2 separate regions of the Mus musculus genome follow, and region 1 is linked to region 2. The links are chromatin loops, found by intact Hi-C in ENCODE. Cell type or tissue: left cerebral cortex. All regions are shown on one strand. Links, peaks and the distances in the headings refer to the core of each region. The heading gives the core; the rest is flanking DNA.

What was found. A loop is a pair of places that touch in the nucleus more often than their neighbours do. Peaks named below come from ENCODE experiments on the same cell type or tissue, not always from the same donor. Only the 100,000 strongest peaks of a DNase experiment are listed, where the experiment ranks them.
Region 1: it touches region 2 in a loop (3-fold over the local background); 3 of 42 quality-filtered maps call a loop at or near these places.

Annotation. Positions count from the first base shown.
Region 1 is chr2:52,550,125-52,560,172 of GRCm38, reverse strand. All of the region lies in intron 2 of Cacnb4 (calcium channel, voltage-dependent, beta 4 subunit), which reads left to right. Among named protein-coding and RNA genes, the nearest start is that of Cacnb4, 120 kb to the left of the region's middle. In left cerebral cortex, for the core only: no CTCF peak of the experiment used is centred there; DNase peaks (open chromatin) are centred at 1,550, 2,133, 3,312 and 3,899; H3K4me3 peaks cover 3,217 bases; H3K27ac peaks cover 2,144 bases.
Region 2 is chr2:52,490,077-52,500,124 of GRCm38, reverse strand. The region is part of intron 2 of Cacnb4 (calcium channel, voltage-dependent, beta 4 subunit); the gene reads left to right. Among named protein-coding and RNA genes, the nearest start is that of A430018G15Rik, 70 kb to the right of the region's middle. In left cerebral cortex, for the core only: a CTCF peak has its summit at 6,219 (motif pointing left); DNase peaks (open chromatin) are centred at 4,542 and 6,962; H3K27ac peaks cover 258 bases.

The sequences.
Region 1 (10,048 bases), core at 620-8,619, 61 kb before region 2:
TAAAGTAAAAAAACTATCCTGGAGAATTTGAGGAAAAAAAAAAAACCTTGTCTTCGCTGGAGTTCCTTATTGGCTTGTGATTCTGAGTCAGACATATTCCTGGGTAGGCACAGACTCAAAGATGATAGCTATCCTGTGTGAGTTTGTCATCTAGGGAGTCTGGAGGACCCAGTCTGGAGGTCACCTTGCCATCTTCTAGATTTGAAAGGGATTAGGTATTGAGAGATGCAAACGTGACTGAAAGCCAGCAGTGGTTGGACCATCATAGACGTGGAAGAAGGGATGTCAGCTGCTCTCAGCTCTGGTAGCTCTTGGGTTACTTTTGATGACTTGGTTTGCTGCTCTGGACTTAGGCCTTTCAGACTGACTGGAGGAATGGCCTCCTTTCTCAGGTCTGGGCCGGTGACTCCTTGCTGAGGTCCTGTGAGCTACAGCCAATGACTTCTGGCTGACAAAGCAGGGTTGTTGCTGGTAAGTGTTTATGTCTCACTTCGGAGCTGCAAAGTTCTTTCTCCGAGTTATTTCTTCCCTCAGAGTCTGAAGCCCGCAGAGGCAGTGCCTGACTGGCCTAGGTCAGCTGGTAAGTTAGTGGCAAAGCTGATACGGCGTTGCTGGGTTATTTCTTACCCCATGATTCATACAGTTTCTCAAGATGATGCTATTTGCCCCTTACCAATTTCTTTCCAATTTTAGCTGGATTCTTTTTAGTGTGGGCTGTAGGTTTTCCTGGGTCAGGCTGCAATCTATTACTGGTGAGCAGACAGCCATAGGTAAGTGGGGGAACTCTATCTCAGGTGACCCCATTATAGAATTTGTCCTCCATCAGCGTGAGGATGGTGTGGGAACAGAGGGTTGGGGTGAGACCTTCCTGTGTGACTTGTGGGGAAGGAGCAGCAGTGTTCGGGATTATTAGAGATACGGGAAATAGTGGTATAAGAAGCAGAGGGAGGAGTCTCGCAGAAGCATAGTCTGTTACTTAAGAGGAATTTTAAATAAATTGAACTAAAAGAATGTTCAATTCTGCACCTAAAAGTTGAGAGGTTTTGGCTACCTCTACAGACTTCACTAGTGGCACAAGAGTGTTATCTTGCCAGTAAGGCAGAGAGAGACACTGGTGAAAATATGGAAAACTTTTCCTATACAAATGCCACAAACCTTACCATCTGGTATTTTATCTACTTTCCTTCATTTAGATTAAAATTTTCTCTATGACTTAGTGTCCCTTAACTTAAGTCACCTCTGCAAAGTACAGATGTTGGATGGAGATCGGTGTCTGCCTATGCCTGTCTTTATGAAATACTCAAAAAATAAAACCTCTCTTTTGCTCCCTCCTCCAACTGTGCATTTAACAAAGAGGATGAATGGCTGTAATTCGAGTATCTGATAGCCCTCCTTCCTAAACATTGAAACAGCCTTTTGGCTACTGCTAAGTGTTCGTTGTAGAGCTAGCAATGCGTGAGAAACAGGAAGCATCTCTGTGCTGGGTAGGATGCTCAGAGTCACCCTCCACTCTCTCAGGGAACGCTCTTCAGCTGACTGAAGCAGGGGAGCTGAGCCAATCAGAGGCCGCTTTCCTAGCTCTGTCACCAGTCTGTGCTTGAGGAAGGCTTTTGCTTTTTATGCTCTGTATTGGAGAGGCAGATAAAATGCCAGGTCTGCATGTCTCTGGGGATAACCTCGCCCTGTATGATGTGAACGAATAACATCTTGCCTGGTAAATCCACAGGAATTGATAAGGCAGCGCAGCTCTTCCAAAGAGGCCTTTTATTATTATTATTTTTTCTTTTAAGCTCTAGCTGTGGTTTCTGCAGCAATTTTGTTTTTGCCTTAAAAGAGGTGCTGTGGATTATTACACCTCCATGTATGACAATTTGTACCTGCATGGAGTTGAAGACTCGGAGGCTGTAAGTATTTCATAGATAGCCGGTTCCCTCTCTCCTCCTCTTCCTCCTCCCACTCCCCCCTCCTATTTCTTAGGCAACGCAGGAAACATGGAGCTGAAAGCCAACAGCATTGGGGTGCTTGCTGGCAGCTGTGTATGCTCTGTGTAGTGTGTAGCTAACTGAAATCATTTATTGTCAAGCAAAAGGGCAATTAACTTGATAGCAAAGGCATCTAAGAGAATAGGTTGTTGGGATTTCTCTGTGACCAGGGCCAGGGTTGATTCATGATGGGTAACTGCCCCTTGTAGACTGGCTTAAACTATGCAGAAAGTGCTGTTTTTTCCAGTAGCGGGGTTCACGGGAAAGACTCGTTCTTTATATAATAACATTGTTTGTTGAGCTAGCATAAATGGAAGGTCCTCAGCTATAGCTGTTATTATGTGCTTACTGGCCAGACAAACAGTGTGCTTTCTGCTGCTTCTTTGTTAAGGAAATGAGATGCAAAGGGTCGCGCACACAATACTCCAGTGCAGAGGCGGTAGGTGGTGTCCCTCTACTCTGCCCTGGGAGACCGAAGTGAACTCATGTGTGTTTGGTCTTAGAAAACTGGACTCCGGCCCCTGACAGCTCAGCCTCCTGCAATGTTTCACCATCAGGATGAGATGATTTTCTGCAATCCCCGAATTTGTAGCATAGTATGCTGTACAGTTTACACAGAGGTTAAAGCTGACGGCTGGATGCTTCATTTTTTTTTTTTTTAACTCTTGCTGGGGGCAGCACCTGTTTCTGCATCACTTACGTAGACACCTTGCAAGGAAGGATGATGAGGGGTTGCCCATGGGACATGCTGTGGGGCGTCTGAATTTTATGAGTATAATGCTGTGTGTGTTGCCACATTCAAAACAGAAATGTGTTATATAAGGGTCTCTGGCTAAATCACCCAATAAACAGATTATAGCAGAAAAAAAAAAAGAACCCTATGGCATATGTCAGTATAGCAGTATGCATCATAACTGCTGTCCGTGAAAGATAGCTACCCTTGGGTCTCAGAAGGCTTCCCATTTTCCCTTGCTGCCTGTGTTAGCTGTAACTCTAACTCTTCTCCTGCAAACTCGTTCTGTGTTCCACCCAGCGTGCTTCAAGTGACCAGACTGTCAATTCTTTGCAAGGGGCCATAGTTGTGCTGTTGGGGCTTGAAGTCACGAAGGCCTACTCTGGCAGGTAGGGTTGAGGGATGGAAGAGACTCTAGGAGTTCAGTCAAGCAGCTATTCACAGCTGGGCTCTTCAGGAGGCCTGACTATCTTCTTACACTCTGTCTCCCTCCACACTCAGTTATGAAACGTCTGATCCCTCGTTGAGTTGTAAGTTTTATTTCTGACCATGATTTTTAAACTTGGGAAGTCAGTGTTGCTTTGAAGTGGATCGGAGTTTGTTGTCGCTCTTTCCAGAAACGCTTTTAGAAGCCAGCTGCCGCAAGCAGCGGAGTCGCCTAGGAACTAATGTGAGCAGAGTCGCCTAGGAACTAATGTGAGCAGCCCCTTCTTCTCTAGAACTGTGTAAATTTCAGATGCACCAGGTCAGAGGGGAAGCATTCTAAGTACAGAAACATTTGTCTTTCCTTTTGGTCCAGCCTCTCAGGACAGCAGGTTTTCCTGTAGGGTGGGATATGAAGAGTGTCCTGGCCTGACTTACCGGTTAGAGCCGATGGCGGGTAGGGTTAGGTACTGCAGTGGTGCGTTCCTAGTGACTCAGTGGTGGCTAGCAGGCTGAGCTCCTGGGGCCGTGTACATCCACAGAGGTGGGCAGAAGTGAGGAGCGATTTGGGGTGGGATGGGGACCATGGTACATAAAGCAGAGGGGAAGACGAAGATGTTCGGAGGGCTGACCTGACCCTGAATGCTCATTCGAGTTTATTTGTTTTTATAAGGAAGAATAATGTGATGTGTTACCCGAGATGGTGTGAACAGAGCTTCAAGCCAATGGAGACGACTAGGCCTAAATAGCTGAGCCGGTGGAGTGCCAGATAAAGCCACACCTGGAGTGCCACATCCCCAGCCGTCTCTCTCAGTGCCAATGCATTGATGGCTGTAAGTGTGGGGTTTGCCCAGATCGAAGCCGAGCTCTTGGAGTAGGTCTGCTGGATAGGTGTGTGGAGAGGCTTCACTGAGGCGACCAGCTGCAACCCGAGGATAGACAGGCACTAAGAGCTGAGAACGGCGTGTTCTCTGGGTGGGGGGCTGGGGAGTCCCTACGGCACTGTGCTACTACTGCAGAGCTTGTGGGGTGCATGGAGCTCAGCGTATCAGACATGCTACTAGTCAGTCTGTCCACGCAGTGAGACTATAACAGGTCATCTTGCCTACAGACAGATGTTTTACGCTAAGAATAAAGTCTTGATATACACTGTCAGCATGTCTTGGCTCCATGGTCTAAGAGAGATTTAGGCACTGTGGTGGGGTATTTTGTTGTTGTTGTTGTTGTTCATTTGTTTTTTTGTTTGTTTTTGTTTTTGAGTCTGACCCACAGATAGATATAAATATAGATGTTATCCTTGTAGGGCCCTAGTTTGAAACCTGAAGCCTGTAGCCTCTGTCTCTCACTACACATGTAAGAAAGGGCAAAGAAGCTTGCCAGAATGGTTTAGTAAACACGTATCATATTTTTAAGTCCTGAGGAGTCTGTTTGGACAGGTCTGTTAACTTCTGTTTTGGTTACCAGACAAGTAGCAAAGGACCAGGACCATCTCTAAGTATAAGAAAATACAAAAAGGTCACTCAGTGGCCCCCAGCCAGGCCTTTCTTTCATCAGCGTAGGGGAGTTCACATAGACTGCTACATTACTTCACACTTTTGTTTTTTACTGAAGATGAAAACCAGGGACTTGTGCATTCTAGGCATGGGCTCTAACACTGAGCTACGTCCACAGCCCACATTACTTTGTGAGTCACCTTAACACAGATAATGCAGTATGCACCTAAGATGTGTCTATGCCGATCCTGGGCCACTTACAATGGGTCGTGTACACAGGCTGCCATTGGCTTCTGTGTAAGTGTTACCCAGCACTCTATGTTTACTGCTCCAGTATATCTTAATACAGGTCCTGGTGGCTTATTATACAAATAATACACTTTTTGTTTGTTTTTTAAAGAGAAATGAATAAGGAGAGTTGAAAAGCAGAAAAAGTTGCCCGAGACCCACTACTCTCCGATAGTCAATGCTTATTATAACATGCTGCTTTTGGCCGTCATGACATATATATCCTTGCAAATAGATTGTTTTCAGCCTGCTGCTGTGTGTTACATGCTGGTCTGTTAAGTGTTGTCCTCACCTGACTAAAGATCAAGCACACTAACACTGACACCGGCCTGTGCAGAGAGTGCTCGGCACAGCCATATAGAATTCCGAATGACCTAAAAGAAATTTAGATGCTCAGAGTATTTTGCAAAGTGAAGCCAGGGCTAACCATACATACTAGTTGGTTCCATTTTCCCCAGCTCTTCCATTTCCAAATGCCCAAATTTTAAAGCATTGAAAGAGAGAAACTTGGTCATTTTCCAAGAGAAAAATGATCGGGTCTTAATTCAAAGCACTTATTACCCAGGAAAATACAGTCTTTAAATATTGAAAGAAAACATAAAGTGGTTATCAATACCATTAGAGATAGTGATGAGAGATAAAGGGAGAGAAAATTGTACCAATTATAATGTATATGTTTTGTTTGAATGCATGCGTTTAAATGTCTATGTACTGCATACTATTCTAAGAATAACTATATATTAATTTTTGAAGATATTTGTTTTCAATAAGCTGTATAACTATGTGTGTCTAAACATCTGTGCATCCACATGTGCATATGTACTGTGCAGTCTCATACATCACACACATTCCTATGTAGATATGCTTCATGCTCTGTTAACTGATGGTTTATACTAAGCGGCAGATTTCTAGCACAGAAGTTTGGAGAAGGAAAATTATTATTAACTGCCGTGGATGTGAACAAAGCTACCCAAGAGGGTTGAAAAGCCACACTCGACAACAGAGTGAAGGAATTCCATTTTAAAGTTGTTCTATGCGAAGATATGTCCTTGCGCTTCTTAACGAGGAAGATAAACTTCAAACGGAGGGGTGATGTGTTTAAGGGCCTCCAGAAAAATGTCCTAGAGATACTTAGGTTTGGATTTCTCTTGGAAGCAGGCAGACCAAGGCCTTTATGCTTCTGGGGCAGAGAGTCTTGACTGTCCATTTCTAGAGTATGAAAACTGGTCTGTAACCGAGTCTGAAGATGGGGTTTTGGCATCTGTGGCTAGTGAAGTAAATCAAGTGCTTATGGTTTGTATGAGAGATCTCACGGAGACATGTAGGTGTTTTACTTAGCTGAGCTATTGTGGTAATAAGCCAGGGTCTGAGAAGTAAATGATGTACATACCCTTCCTTCAATCAAATTCCTATAAATTCTAAAATATGTATAGGAATGCTTTCCATACTGAATTATGATGATGCTAAGAGAGAAATTCCTTAAATTTGACCAGAGGCCATGAATTTGCCCCTCCTGCTACTTCCCTGTTTGTTTTCCATTTTGGGGTGATAGATAGATGAGAGCGTGACTCTCAGTCATCCCATCAGCTCTGCCCAGGTGCTTCTGTGTTCTCTCCTGACAGCTTTTCTCCTCTTTAGACTACAGTGGCTCACGGTAAGCTATTTTTGCCTTGAATGACTCAAGTGCTCCTGGGAAGAACTCAAGGGGTTTATCTTGGCTCACGGTTTCAGAGGGTTCTTGGCCTCATGTGTTTGGGTAGAACGTCACTGTGGCAGCAGTGCATGGCAGAGGAACATCTTCATCTCATGCTAGATAAGAGGCAGAGAAAAAGGAAGACAGGAAGGGCCCAGGGTATGGTTTCTGTGATCTACTTCCTTCAACTAGGTCTAAATTCCTTCCTCTTACCACTTCTTGATAATACCATTATATTATTAATCCATGAGGACAAGGCTCCATTAGTTAGACAAGAGTCCTCAGAATCCAGCCACTTCCTGAAAGTCCATCTTCTGGCAAAGAAGCCTTTTGAGGGATCTTGTTCACAGTGTAGCATGACTGAGTCCAGAGTTTTATAATACCATGACTCCAGTTGTATGACCTCAGTAAATGCCACATCACTCTGTGGAACTTAGATCTGTGCGACACTCAGTAGAAAGTCAGCAGTGACTATGTAAACCCATCATAAGGTGAAGGGCCCACAGGTTTCCCTCTGCCTCTGTCTTTCTTTTCCAATGACCTTCGTACTGGGTCAATAGTCATTGTCATTCTGTTCTCCATCTCTTCTTTAACATCGCTTCTCTGGGTAAGCAACTGGAAGGGAAATAGAGAATAAAACTACACTGGTTATCATTTTCCATCTCATCTTGCCTCTCCCATTTGTCCTTTCAAACAATAGTCATATCATATATCATAATCTCACTCAGGTATCAGTGGACTTAAGTTGAAGATTAGACCCAGCAAACTCTACAGAGCTATATCCTTAAAAACCAGGCAGACTTTAATGCTTTTAGCATGTTTGTACCAGCCACAGGAGCTGTGAAAACAGCAATTTTAGTAGCCACCTTACAATGAACTCTTTTTGCTTGAGAATTTTTTATGCAACCCTGGGTATATAAATCCACAAAAATAGATACCCAATTTAAGAACTTAACTGATAATAAATCATAAATGTATTTTCAAACAGTTGTTTTGGGCTGGCAAAATGGCTCAGCAGGTAAAAATGCTTGGTGTACAAGCCTAATGATCTAAATTCAATCTTCATAAACCAGATAATGGTGGACTGAGAGAAAAGGTCCCACAAAGTTGTCCTATGCCGGCCCCCATATGTCCACACATACATAATTATGCATATGTGATAAAAATGCAGAATGTCTTAAAGCAATTCCTTTGCTATACATATAATTTCACCATCTATTAAAGACAAAATCAAATTTGTATACTCATTAAATGAATATACTTGTTTATTCTTTAATTTTTTTCAGTTCCTGTCTTTTGTTAACCATTACCTGTTTTCTGGTTTGTTGAAGTAGTTAAGTCAGACAACACTTGCCACAAGTGCTGTCTGTCAAAGTGACTGACAATGAAATCTCCAGTACTACATTTATCCGAAGGACACTCTCGACAAAGGCAACTAATTTTGCATTTTTAATCCACCTTACAGTATTTCAGCACAGCAAACCCAGCCTTTCTTCTGTGCTTATTCTTCTTGGGAAAGAAAAACTTCTCCCTTTTCTCAGCAACACCATGAAGTCTCAACACAGGATGAGGGGTGGAGTCACTATGAATGCTAAGGTTGGACAAAGTAGGGCATCATCCAACTGCTTACTAGCAGGGAACAGCCTTTGCTGATCAGAAGTTAATTCCCTCCTTAACCTGGATCTTAGGTTTTACATTTTCTGTAGCATCTGAGGGTTTAGCCTCAAGGGAGATTACCTGTCTTTTCCATAAGGGTCTTTATGATAAACTGCATGCTGGTATCAGTTTCTGCTGTTTACTTTTATATAAAGAACTAAGCTGGGCATGATAGCACATGCCTTTAATCTCAGCATTCTGGATGTAGAGGCAAGTGAATCTCTGTGAGTTCAAGACCAGCTCTGTCTATATAGTAAGTTCCAGGACAGCCAGGGCTACATAGAAAGATGCCTTTTCAAATAAACCAACAAGCAAACAAACAAGGGAAGAGAGAGAGAGAGAGAGAGAGAGAGAGAGAGAGAGAGAGAGAGAGAGAGAGAGAGAGAGAGAGAAGAAAGAAGAAAGAAAGAAGAAAGAAAGAAGAAAACAGAAAGAAAGAAAGAAAGAAAGAAAGAAAGAAAGAAAGAAAGAAAGAAAGAAAGAAAGAAAGAAAGGGAGAAAGAAAGAAAGAAAGAAAGAAAGAAAGAAAGAAAGAGAGAAAGAAAGGGAGAAAGAAAGAAAGAAAGAAAGAAAGGGAGAAAGAAAGAAAGAAAGAAAGAAAGAAAGAAAGAAAGAAAGAAAGAAAGAAAGAAAGGGAGAGGGAAGGAAAGAAGGAAAGGAAGGAAGGAAGGAAGGAAGGAAGGAAGGAAGGAAGGAAGGAAGGAAGGAAGGAAGGAAGAATCCTTTTTTCATGCAGAGATGGCTCAGTGGTTGAAAGCATTGGCTGCTCTTCCAGAGGACCTGGGTTTGATTCAGCACTCACATGGTAGCTCATGTCTGTCTCTGACTCCAGTTCTAGGGAAATCTAACACTCTCTTATGGCCTTTGCAGGTATCAGGTACTCACGTGGTACAGAGACATACATGCAAGCAAAACACCCCTACACATAAAACAATGTACAAAACAGTTAAATCTTAGGGGAATACACAAAGGCACAGTACAAAATGCCAGAAGTATATTTAGGACCATTTCAGAAGTTCTTGGAAATCCCAAGACAAAAATCTATGTGAAAAATTTTAAATGAAACTCATTAGCAACTTCACACAGCAATTACAAAATTAAAGCATTCTAGCACTATGCTACTGATCGAAAACTTCCATGCTGAGGAATAATAGAAAAATTCTCAAAGTCTGGTTTCTGTAATTAGACCATTATTCTCTCATTGGAGGGGGTGACTGTTAAAACTTGCAAGTTCTAGCCTGCAGTCGTTTGGAATTCGTGCTGAGGTGTTTCAGGTAGGTTCATTGGCATTGAGTGGTAGGAGATGCTGGGTTCGAGGCCACAGTCAAGTTGCATCAGGCAAAGGGGAGTGTGCTGCCAGAAGCATCACCCATCATTACATGTTAGATCCTGAAACCTTTGGTTATGTGTATTCAGAAACTTGTGCCAGGTGTTTTTTTGTTTTTGTTTTTGTTTTTGTTTTTTTTGTGATAGCCCAGCCTTACACTGGATTGTAACCCATAGCTGCCAAATGTGCCTTACACATAGAAGACAGAACCCCAGAGACCACAGCTGAATGGGCAGACCCAAGAGAGTTTACACTTCGTATAAAATAATGACAGCAGATAGGGAGTTGTAGATGTTTATAGCCTGGGCTTTGAACCATTTAAGTTGTTGGAGAAAGTGAGGCTGAGGAAAATCTCAGCTGTTGTTTTTACAGCACATATTGGTTTATAGAAAGAAAGTAGCCTAGACCACTGTCGGCCATTTATGAGTGCTAAGTCTAGAACTTGCTCTCACT
Region 2 (10,048 bases), core at 1,373-9,372:
TCAATGTATTTATAGGTTCAGTAGCCAGGGAACATTGGTGCTGTTATGTAACTCTGGAAGCTCTCTGTTTAGGGAAGTGGCCTTATTAGAAAGAGAGATGCTGCTCAGGGACCCAGTGTTGGTATTTTCTGGTACAGCTGAGGCAGCTGCCGAGCTGCCTCTGCTAAGCTAGCAGCGGAAGGAAAGTAAATGGGTCTCCAGAGACATCCAGATTTGTCTCCCGCTCACTACAGGCCTGCCGCTCTCTTTACTTGATGTAAGACATTTGGAGAGGAAGACATAATACGCGCTTGCCAATTCCATTATGCCCAGTGTGTGATTCCGTGCTTAATGCATATTTTGACTGGCTGAATGCCTGCTATATTAAACAAAACTAATGCACAGCTGTATGGCAACAGGAAGACATGGGCCATGTCTGTTCTGGCAGAGAAAGTAAATTTGAGGTATATATCTTAGGGAGAAAACTATAGCACCTGTATTTCCCTACCCTGCCTATCCTGGGTTTTGTTTCCAAACATTCGTTTCTGCCATGTTGAGAAGGGGAGGTACAATGGCGGTACGGTGGAGCTCCCGGTCAGCTCCCAGAATGCTTTCCGAGTTGTGCACAATGCGTGTAGACGAGAAGAGCAAGCAGAGTACACCAGAGCTTGGTTCAGATCCCAGCGCAGCCTCCTCACTCTGCCTCACGACTTCCGACTGTGTGCTTATCTCGGACTGAGCTTTGATCAGTCTTCTGACCTACTTATTCTTTTTTAGCCCATTGCCAATACATTTTAGACTCAAGTTCACCATGGGGTCGTTTGGAACTTCAAAGTTAGACCCCAGAGCAGATGGACATCCCACAGAGAGTCAGCCAGTCTTGCTAAAGCCTTCCAAATGGGCAAGTCACCTTTTAATCCAGTGTGGCTTCATTCTTTCACAACGGGGCACTATTCCGGACATCTGAGGACTGTTGACTGACGGTGGGTGAGAATCCACATTCAACCTGTCTTCTTATTGACGTGTTTGTGCCAAAGGCAAGCTGAGTTCCGTTAGCTGATTGTTGCGAATCTGACAGCATAAGTAGCTTTCCAAATGACTCCTCTTAACTTTGAACAAATAACTTGCTCATTAAGACAGGGTGGCATTTAAGTGCCAGAGTCTCTGAACTTTGGGACTCTTGGTTTTTCATGCCAGATCCTTTTCCTCTGGGCCTGTCCTGTGGACTGTAGCACATTTGCAACATCCTTACTTCTACCAAGCATCTTGTATTATTATTTCTTCTTCCTCTTCTTCCTCTTCTTCCTCTTCTTCCTCTTCTTCCTCTTCTTCCTCTTCCTCCTCCTCCTCCTCCTCCTCCTCCTCCTCCTCCTCCTCTTCTTCTTCTTCTTCTTCTTCTTCTTCTTCTTCCTTCTCCTCCTCCTCCTCTTCCTTCTCCTTCTCCTTCTCCTCCTCCTCCTCTTCCTTCACCACCCCCCCCCCCCGCTGTCATTCCTACCCAACTTCACATGTTCATATTTTTAAACCCACAAAGTCCACTGAGAGCTGCCTGTCTGTGTATGGATGTATAGCCACCTACCCTGGATCATGGGTAGCCTCTCAGAGGCTACATTCTTGAACAATACTGACATCTCCCACCCGCCCCCCCCCCCTGCAGCCATCAGTTGCCAATGGCTCCTCAGATAAGGGTGGGTCTCCCTGAGCCCCTCCCCCTTGGGGATAGGATTTTGGCTGGCATGATCTCATATAGGTCTTGTGCCTGCTATCCTTGAAAATCTCCCCTTGACTGTCTGTCTCCCCATGGGTTGACCCAGATTTCTGTGCCGTGATCTTTGTAACTCTTTCATCACTTGTAACCCTTCCTTCCTTGGTTCCCAGGGTCTTCCGCATCCCTTCATGTGGCTGATCCCTGCGACCTAGCAAGGCTAAAGGGTGCCAGGGAGGTACTTGGGAGGCCGATTTTAGCAGCCCTGTCCTGAGAATGCCTGCTCAGGTATTCTGAGTGGCCTTAACCATCCCGACTGTTGCAGCAAGACTAAAACCTCCCTTCTCTATCATCAGGCAAAAAAAAAAAAAAAAAAAAAAAAAAAAAAAAAAGCACAACTTCTCTTTGCCTTCAAAATGGTCCCTCCATGGTGTCTGCTTTCAAACTTCCCAAAGTGCTCAAGTTCACCACCTTGCCCTAAATACATCACTTTTTATCCTGTAAGGCCTGGAACATGGATAGCAGCAGCAAATGAGCACCTTATTTTCTGCCGTTAGTGCCCGGTGCGCCTGGAAAAGTCCTTTGCTGAAAGGCGGCTCTCCTGGTGCCTTGTGCCTGTCTCCCTATGCCTTCCTTGCTCGGGCTTCTGGAGCAGCAGGTGCCGTCTTTACTTCCTCATCTGCAGTCCTTGTTTCTAACCCAGACCACCAAAGCCCCTTGAGGAGGATTTGAGGACTTTTGATCCACCCATGAGCCCTCTGAAACACAAGTGCATGATGCTCTTTATTGCTGGGTCCAGTTTGCTATTTCTCTGTCTCAGTTTCTTTTAATTAAAAATGGTGCGCTGACCTGATTGAAGTATTCTTAGCCTTAACCTCAACTCATAGCTGTGGTGCGTTTGAAGCAGCGCTTGACTTGATGGCTTCCCTGGCCTGTCTGTCACACGTGGAATGAAGGAGACAAAATGGCAAAAATGGCTGAGATGTTGGATTGGAGCAGCTTTATTCAGGATCTATTAGTATTTGAGTTTTAAAAGCATATACTCAAAGTAATAATGCTATCCTGAATCTCAGGGATTATAAAAGAAATCAGAGAACACTGGTGAAATCTGATAAATGCTTGAGATTTTATTAAAAATGAGGATCCAGGGCTGGAGAGATAGATGGCTCAGCAGTTAAGAGCACTGGCTGCTCTTCCAAAAGACCTAGATTCAATTCCCAGCACCCATGTGGCAGCTCACAACTGTAACTCCTGTCCTAGGGACTCTGATACCCTCACACAGACACATGTGCAGTCAAATCACCAATGTGCATAAAATAAAAATTAAATTAAATTAAATTAAAAAATAATAATAAATGAGAAGCCAATATCATTTTTTAAAGTTGTGATATGTGAGACTTGGTTATCTAAGGTGTCTAACGTTACAGGAGGGGAATCTAAAATTATTCAGAAATAAAAGGTTTATTTTTAGTGATAGCAAATATTTCTCTCTAAGGTGACTTGGGCCACTTCTATTTCTTTGGCAGTCAGTATATTAAAGATTTGATCGTGGAAACGCTGTTAACATGAAATGTGGCTTTATGCAGACATCTGTACCTGTCTAATTGCAGTTTAGTGTCCTCGCTCGTGGTCTTTCTTCTGTTTCTCCCGCATCTACAAGTTAGTTCCTCATTCATGTTTCAATAAGCACTGATACTGGCAAGTACGGGCTTAACCTCAAGGAAAAGAGATGAATCCACTCTGCAGTCCGAGGGTATGTAAGGTGGGGGCTGGAGATCCGCAGACCGGAGACAGCTAGCACATAGCACAAGCACAGGAATGGCGTATGCTCCCTAAGGCATGAGTGCCAACTGAGCTGGTCTATGGGGAGCACTCTGAAGGTGACGCACCCTTGCTTTCAACACATTGCAGGCATTGGGATGAAAGTACTGACGCTCATGTAGGTGGTAAAACCTCTCTATCTGGGGCATTTGGGGAGTGAGGGAGCTACTGGCTTGTTAGCTTAGCACAAGGGGAGCTGGTGAGTGGGCCTAGGGTGGAGCAAGGTGAAGCTGGGCAACTAGGAACTGTCTTAGGCCTATCACACCCAACAGTGCCACTCATTGCTGGGCTAAGACTGGGCCCTCACTCTTTAGAGACAAAACAGCAACAGAATCCCCAACCTAAGCATTTTCTCCCTCTTTACTCTCATCAATTACAGCGTCTCGGGTGCTTCCTAAAAATACAGTAACTCTGACAAAGATGAACTTTCCATGAAAGGCCCCAGGGGTTGGGAACACTGATGTATTTTTGAGCTTATATAGGTATTAATGCTCAATAATGATTTCTACTTAGGCAATAACACAAAGGGCAATGGTTTTTTTTTTCACCCCTGCAAAACAGTGAGACATGATTTTTTTCCCTCTTCTCTATTCACAGGGAAGCCAATGTCCAAAACCACTTCCTAATTTTAAAAACTCTGTGCTGAAGTGAGTGATGCTCCTCTCAGGGGGGTGGGGGGGTGGGTTTCTTCTCTTTAAGCTTTCTGACACCATGGTCTGTGCTTCAGTTGGGACCAAGAATAAACATGCATCTGAGTAATTTTTATCGGTGTAGTGTATCCCTAATTTTTACTAATGCCCCTTGATTTCCTTATCTGTTTGTTTGTTTTGAGGAAAATGCCAGTTTTCACATTCTGAGTCTTCTCGCCTTTGCTAGAAGCTGCCAAGTAGGTAGGTGAGAGTGTGATTTGGCTGCTGCAGAGCTGAGGACGAACTTGACAGAAGAAGTAGAATATTCTCCCGCAGTACAAGTGGTTTCAGAGCTTGCTTCAGACAGAAGATGATATATCTGCGTGTGTGGTCACTGATTGGATCCTGGCATGTAGGCTTCCCTGCCCTGGATGTCTACAGATCTCAGCACCACTTAGTCATTTGCTCTATGCTGAGCCTTTCTCCGTCAGGGACGATGCTATAGGCTGTGAGAAATGTCACTTATGGGGTAAAGGCACTGTGGTGCTATGGCAACTTGTACTTGAAGAAGCCAATAAGCTCAGCTTGACATCCACTTTCTATTGTAAAGTCTAAACCATATGTGTAACCGTTGTGTTGTTAAATTAGTTTACACATGCTCACTCCTGCACGTGTGCATGCATGCATGCATAGCCTTAAAGAGAGCGCAATGTCTGCCTAAGGCTTGTAAACACTTGGCTATGACAATCAGACCATCCTCTTTGTGACTGTGAGACGTTCTCATCTGCTGCAAAGCAAGTTAGATTTCAGTCTGGGAGATGATTGACATATGGAAAGTGTGTTTCGGGTGAAGGTAACGTGCATTTCATATTATTCACAGCATATGAGAAATTGTAAACATAAAGTGCAATATATTAGCAAACAGCCTGGGGACAATCAACTGGCTGGTAAAGACCCCATTTTGGGGGAAGGATGTCAGGGTTACAGGCCTCCTGGGCATGGGGCTGAATCCTCTGTTTTCCTGGAGTATCTTAGGCGTGTATTTAAGAACATAGTATCTGGCATGCATTTGCACCATCCCAGAGGCTTGCAGCCCAGATAAGCTGCACCCTGTTCAGTCTTTATTATTTGATTGCAGGCTGTGGAGGAATTGTAGCTGTCTAGTTCTCCCTTGGGTTATCTGCTGTACATTTTATGATGTTTCATTGGGAGATGTAGCATGGATTTTAAATGTAACATCTCCTTCTACAAAACTAAAGTCTTCTTGGAAGCCGGACAAAAGTATTACTTTGAATTTGGACCCTCAAGTTATTTTATTACTGTCTGCACGTGGGCTGTTTCAGAGCTCACTGATGTATGGAATGTACCCATCTGGTTAATATAACAAATGAGGAACCAGGATAGACTCACGTTTGTGATGACAGTAACCAACGGGGCGGCTTTTGTAAGTTACTCAGTGGTTGCTCCATGCCGGGAGGTGCCCATACTTGGTTTGGATTGGCTGAAGAGAAACAGTGGGTCCATTTCAGCAGAAAAAAATACTGACGATTCAAGTCTTGAGCAAAATGAATGGCAGTTGGAGGAATTCCCAGCTGCACATGTAACCGGAAATGCTAAACTACCCAATTAATCAAGAATGGATGAACTCAGTGAAACACAAAATTTAATCAGTTTGTGTGGCAGCAGAGTTGAAAAATTGCACGAAAGCATTTTTCTCTCTATTGACTGCAACTCCGAGTGGTCCGTGAGGTGCTATGCAATCCTGGAGCGATGCAAAAAAAAAAAAAAAAAAAAAAAAAAGTTTTTGTACTTTCTTTTCATTCTCCTTCATTTCTACAAATGTTTGTTGTTGCCTCCTGTGTACCAAACTCACCTTGGGGATACAGCGATGAAAAAGAGAAGCCCACCTGCCTGTAAGTGGTTATTTAGCATGCATGCAATTCAGCACAACTTGGGCTGGAGAGAGCACTTGCTGTTCTTGCTGCTTTTGCAGGGAACCCAGGTTTGGCTCCTAGCTGTAACTCCAGTTCCAGGGGATCCAATGCCCTCTCCTGGCCTTCATGAACACCTTCATGCATGTGGTACACATACATACATTCCATTCACACATAAAATAATAAATGAATAGATCTTATTAAAAAAAGAAAATACAAATGAAGGGAGATCTAGATCAAGAGAAAAACTAGAACTCAGCTCTGAGCTTCCTGCAGGCTAAAGTGAAAACCAAACTATAAATAATGTATTGTTTTCCACAGAGAAACAATATACCAAGGTAGATGAATGTTTAGTTTTCGTTATCTCTAACCCAGGGCTTTAGCATTATTATAGTCTGGGTACAAGTTGACTGGATATCAATCAGTCTTTCACATTTGTTTTATTTTTTGTTTGTTTTTAATTTTTTTGAGACAGGTCTTGGTATATGGCCAGACTTTTCTTGAACTCTTGATTCCCCCTGCCTCAATCCTTTGGCACTGGAGTTACAGATTCCTGCTGCCACCTCTCCTGGCTCAGCCTTCTGTGCCCTCAGGAGCACACCCATAGGAGCTTCTGAGTGTGTCCAGTGTGGACATTCTCAGCGCCATCATGTGTGAGATGTTTTGGCTGTGGAGTTCCCATGTGAGCTGAAGCTGGCCTTCCATTAAAAGACAAGCACTGGTGTCCACCCAAGAGAGCACTGCTGTCTTCAGCTCTGTTTCCTTTAGTCAGGAGGACTGCTCTTCCCTGACACGGTTTCTGCTAAATCGCACGTGTATTCTACAAGTAACGTGTCTCCCTTTCCCCCACACTCGGCATCTTTACAGCACGTCACACTAGATGGAGAAGGGTCTGTCACGGTCTGGTATTGGCACAGAGCGAGAGACTGTTCAGTAATGCCGAGCTCCCTGGAATCATGTGGGGGGACAATGACAGCTTAAATGAGAAAGGCGTGTGTTTCAAATTCTTATTCTCAATACGACCGCAGCCTCCACACACAGAGACATTTTGCTTGTCCGTCATTGTCAACTTTTATGCTCTCTGGCTATAAATAACTCCTGGAACAACTATGCAGCCACATTTCAACAGCAGTTTTCAAAACTCAAGTCACATTCTTTTAAAAATCCTTCAGGATTTTTTTCAAGCAAGAAGGGATTTTTTTTTTACTCATTTTAATCTTGTTTATATTACTTAATGTCTTGAATTCACATGGCATAAACTGAAAAAAACTTTTCACAGAATACCCAAGTTGAATAAGTGATGATTGGGCAAACTTGTCAGATAAAAAATTCAACATTTTATAACCTTCCCACCTCTCCATTTCTTGAGTTAGCTCTGACATGTTTCTCTGTGTCTTAGCTGGACAGTGTAAGATAGGTCAAACACTAAGAACAGTTTATCCATGGACTTAAGATAGTCTTAAAAACTGTACAACAGAGATGGTGGCTCACAGCTGTAATCCCAGCCTTTGGGAGGCTATCACAGGCTGACTTCAATTCAGGCTAACCTGGACTGTGTAGGAAGACCCTCACTCAGAAAGAAAGAATTAAGACAGAGCACCAAAATATCTTCACGTGAAAAACGACCCAATTTAGAAATGTGGATTTTTTGTATTTTGTCATATGAGGTCAACTAATTCAGAACTTTACATACACTGGGCAGTGGGTAGATTGCACAATGCCCAACATGGTATCAAACACGTTCATATGTCCTTTAGCTAAAGTTTCTGTCTTCCTTCTTCTCTTTTTACACTGCCAGCATCCCATTAGTCTCCCAGACACAGTCTACTGAAGTCTTCCCCTCCGAGTAGCACTCTCTCGTGCCTGCTCTGTGACCTTAGATTCTCCTTCTTTAACTCAGGTGCAGTAACACCGTCTACTCCCTACTTTCTGCCTTCACATGCCTTCTCCTGGCTTGCAACAATTCTTTCCTTTCTTTCTTTCTTCCTTCTTTCCTTTCTTTCTTTCTTTCTTTCTTTCTTTCTTTCTTTCTTTCTTTCTCTCTCTCTTTCTTTCTCTCTTTCTCTCGTTCTCTCTCTCTTTCTTTCTCTCTTTCTCTCTTTTTCTTTCTCTCTCTTTCTCTCTCTCTTTCTTTCTCTCTTTCTTTCTTTCTTTCTTTCTTTCTTTCTTTCTTTCTTTCTTTCTGATACCATATTTCAGCACTGAATTGCTTTGTTTTGTGAGCACATCTCAGACTTTCCACTTGACTGTACACTGTTTAAGGGCAAGAAATATGTCTTCTAATCTTTAGTATCTATAATCCTGACCCTCCCCATTCTGACCACAGAAAATGTGGCCATATAAAGCTGACACCAACCCCAGATTTCCTTTTAACCAATTCCTCTTATTGTCCCCAAATTTAAGACAAGGCATTTAATTTTGTTAACTTTTATTGAGTCCACACCTCTATTTACTTCTTAGAAGAAAGTCAAAATGGTGAACTGACCTCACCTAAGAAACAGAGAGCAGTGGTCATCTGTGTACCTGAGATGTGTGTTTGCACTGCACTGGGTGAGCAGGCTTCCAGCTCTGTGCATTAGATTGAAATGCTCATTTCTAGAATATAGCTGGGCACAACAGGGAGCACTGTGTCCAAAAGCAAAAATCCAGTCACTGGCAGCCCCAGGATTCCAACCAGGCTGTAACTGAGGTGCTCACTCTATGCTAACTCCTGTGACCTACTGTTCCCGCTTTCTTGTAAAAGAAAGAAAGGGAGAAAGAAAGAAAGAAAGAAAGAAAGAAAGAAAGAAAGAAAGAAAGAAAGAAAGAAAGAAAGGAAGGAAGGAAGAAAGGAAGGAAGAAAGGAAGGAAGGAAGGAAAAGAGAGAGAGAGAAAGAAAGAAAGAAAGGAAGGAAGGAAGGATAAAAGAAAGAAGGGAAGAAAGAAAGAAAAGAAGAGAGAAGAGAAGAGAAGAGAGGAGAGGAGAGGAGAGGAGAGGAGAGGAGAGGAGAGGAGAGGAGAGGAGAGGAGAAGAGAAGAGAAGAGAAGAGAAGAGAAGAGAAGAGAAGAGAAGAGAAGAGAAGAGAAGAGAAGAGAAAAAAAGGAAAGAAAAGAAAAGCAATCTAATGAATTGTAAGAAAGCAGAGTTTGGGGATTCTAAGCCAAGAATGACTTGTGTAGAATACAGCCAGGTTTATATCTCATGGTGTGCTGCAGTGTTTCAGGAAAAAGAAAAATTATCAGAGTAAATTCAGGTCCTGGTTTCTGTCCCAGCTTCATTTCCATCAATAATTTCATATTTTGGCCAAACACATTTCTAACGGGGGGGGGGAGGTTTCTCCTCTCTGACCACCTTTTGGAGGACACAGATATTCAAGCCCTCTACTACTGATTCAGAACCTTGGCCCCCTTTTTCTTTGTTTTGGGGAGGAGAACAGGGTTTCATTAAGTTTACCATTCTTGAACTTACTCTGTATCCTAGGCGGGCCTTGAACTTGCTATCCTCCTGCCTAAGACCTGGACCACTAATTCCTACTCACTTTGGTTACCTTACTAGTGAATGAAAGATAAGGCAGATAATGCAGTTCAGTAGTGGCATTCTGGTGAGCCTGACGTGAGTGTGTGCTCTAACTCCTGCTACTCTACAGGCTAAGGTGGAAAGACCGCACCTTTGAGGCCAGCATACGGAGACCCAAGCTACACTGGCTTCCAAAGGAAGACTCTATCACAAACAAACAACAAAACAAGCAAACCAAAAATAGTTGAGTGCATGTGTTTTGATATCAGTTCCAATGAATGCTTCCTCACTGAGTATGGCAATACAATTCCTGGCGGTTAGAGAGATGGTTAAGAGCAGATCTTTCAGATCACTCAGTTGCCTGAAGTATAGTGTCTTAGCCTTCCCAGATGGCCACTGGGTAACTCAAGCAGGTGGCTAGTTCTCAAAAGAACATAATGGTTTGCCAGAGGGCACATGGTGTGTTTAATGATTGGGAATTTAT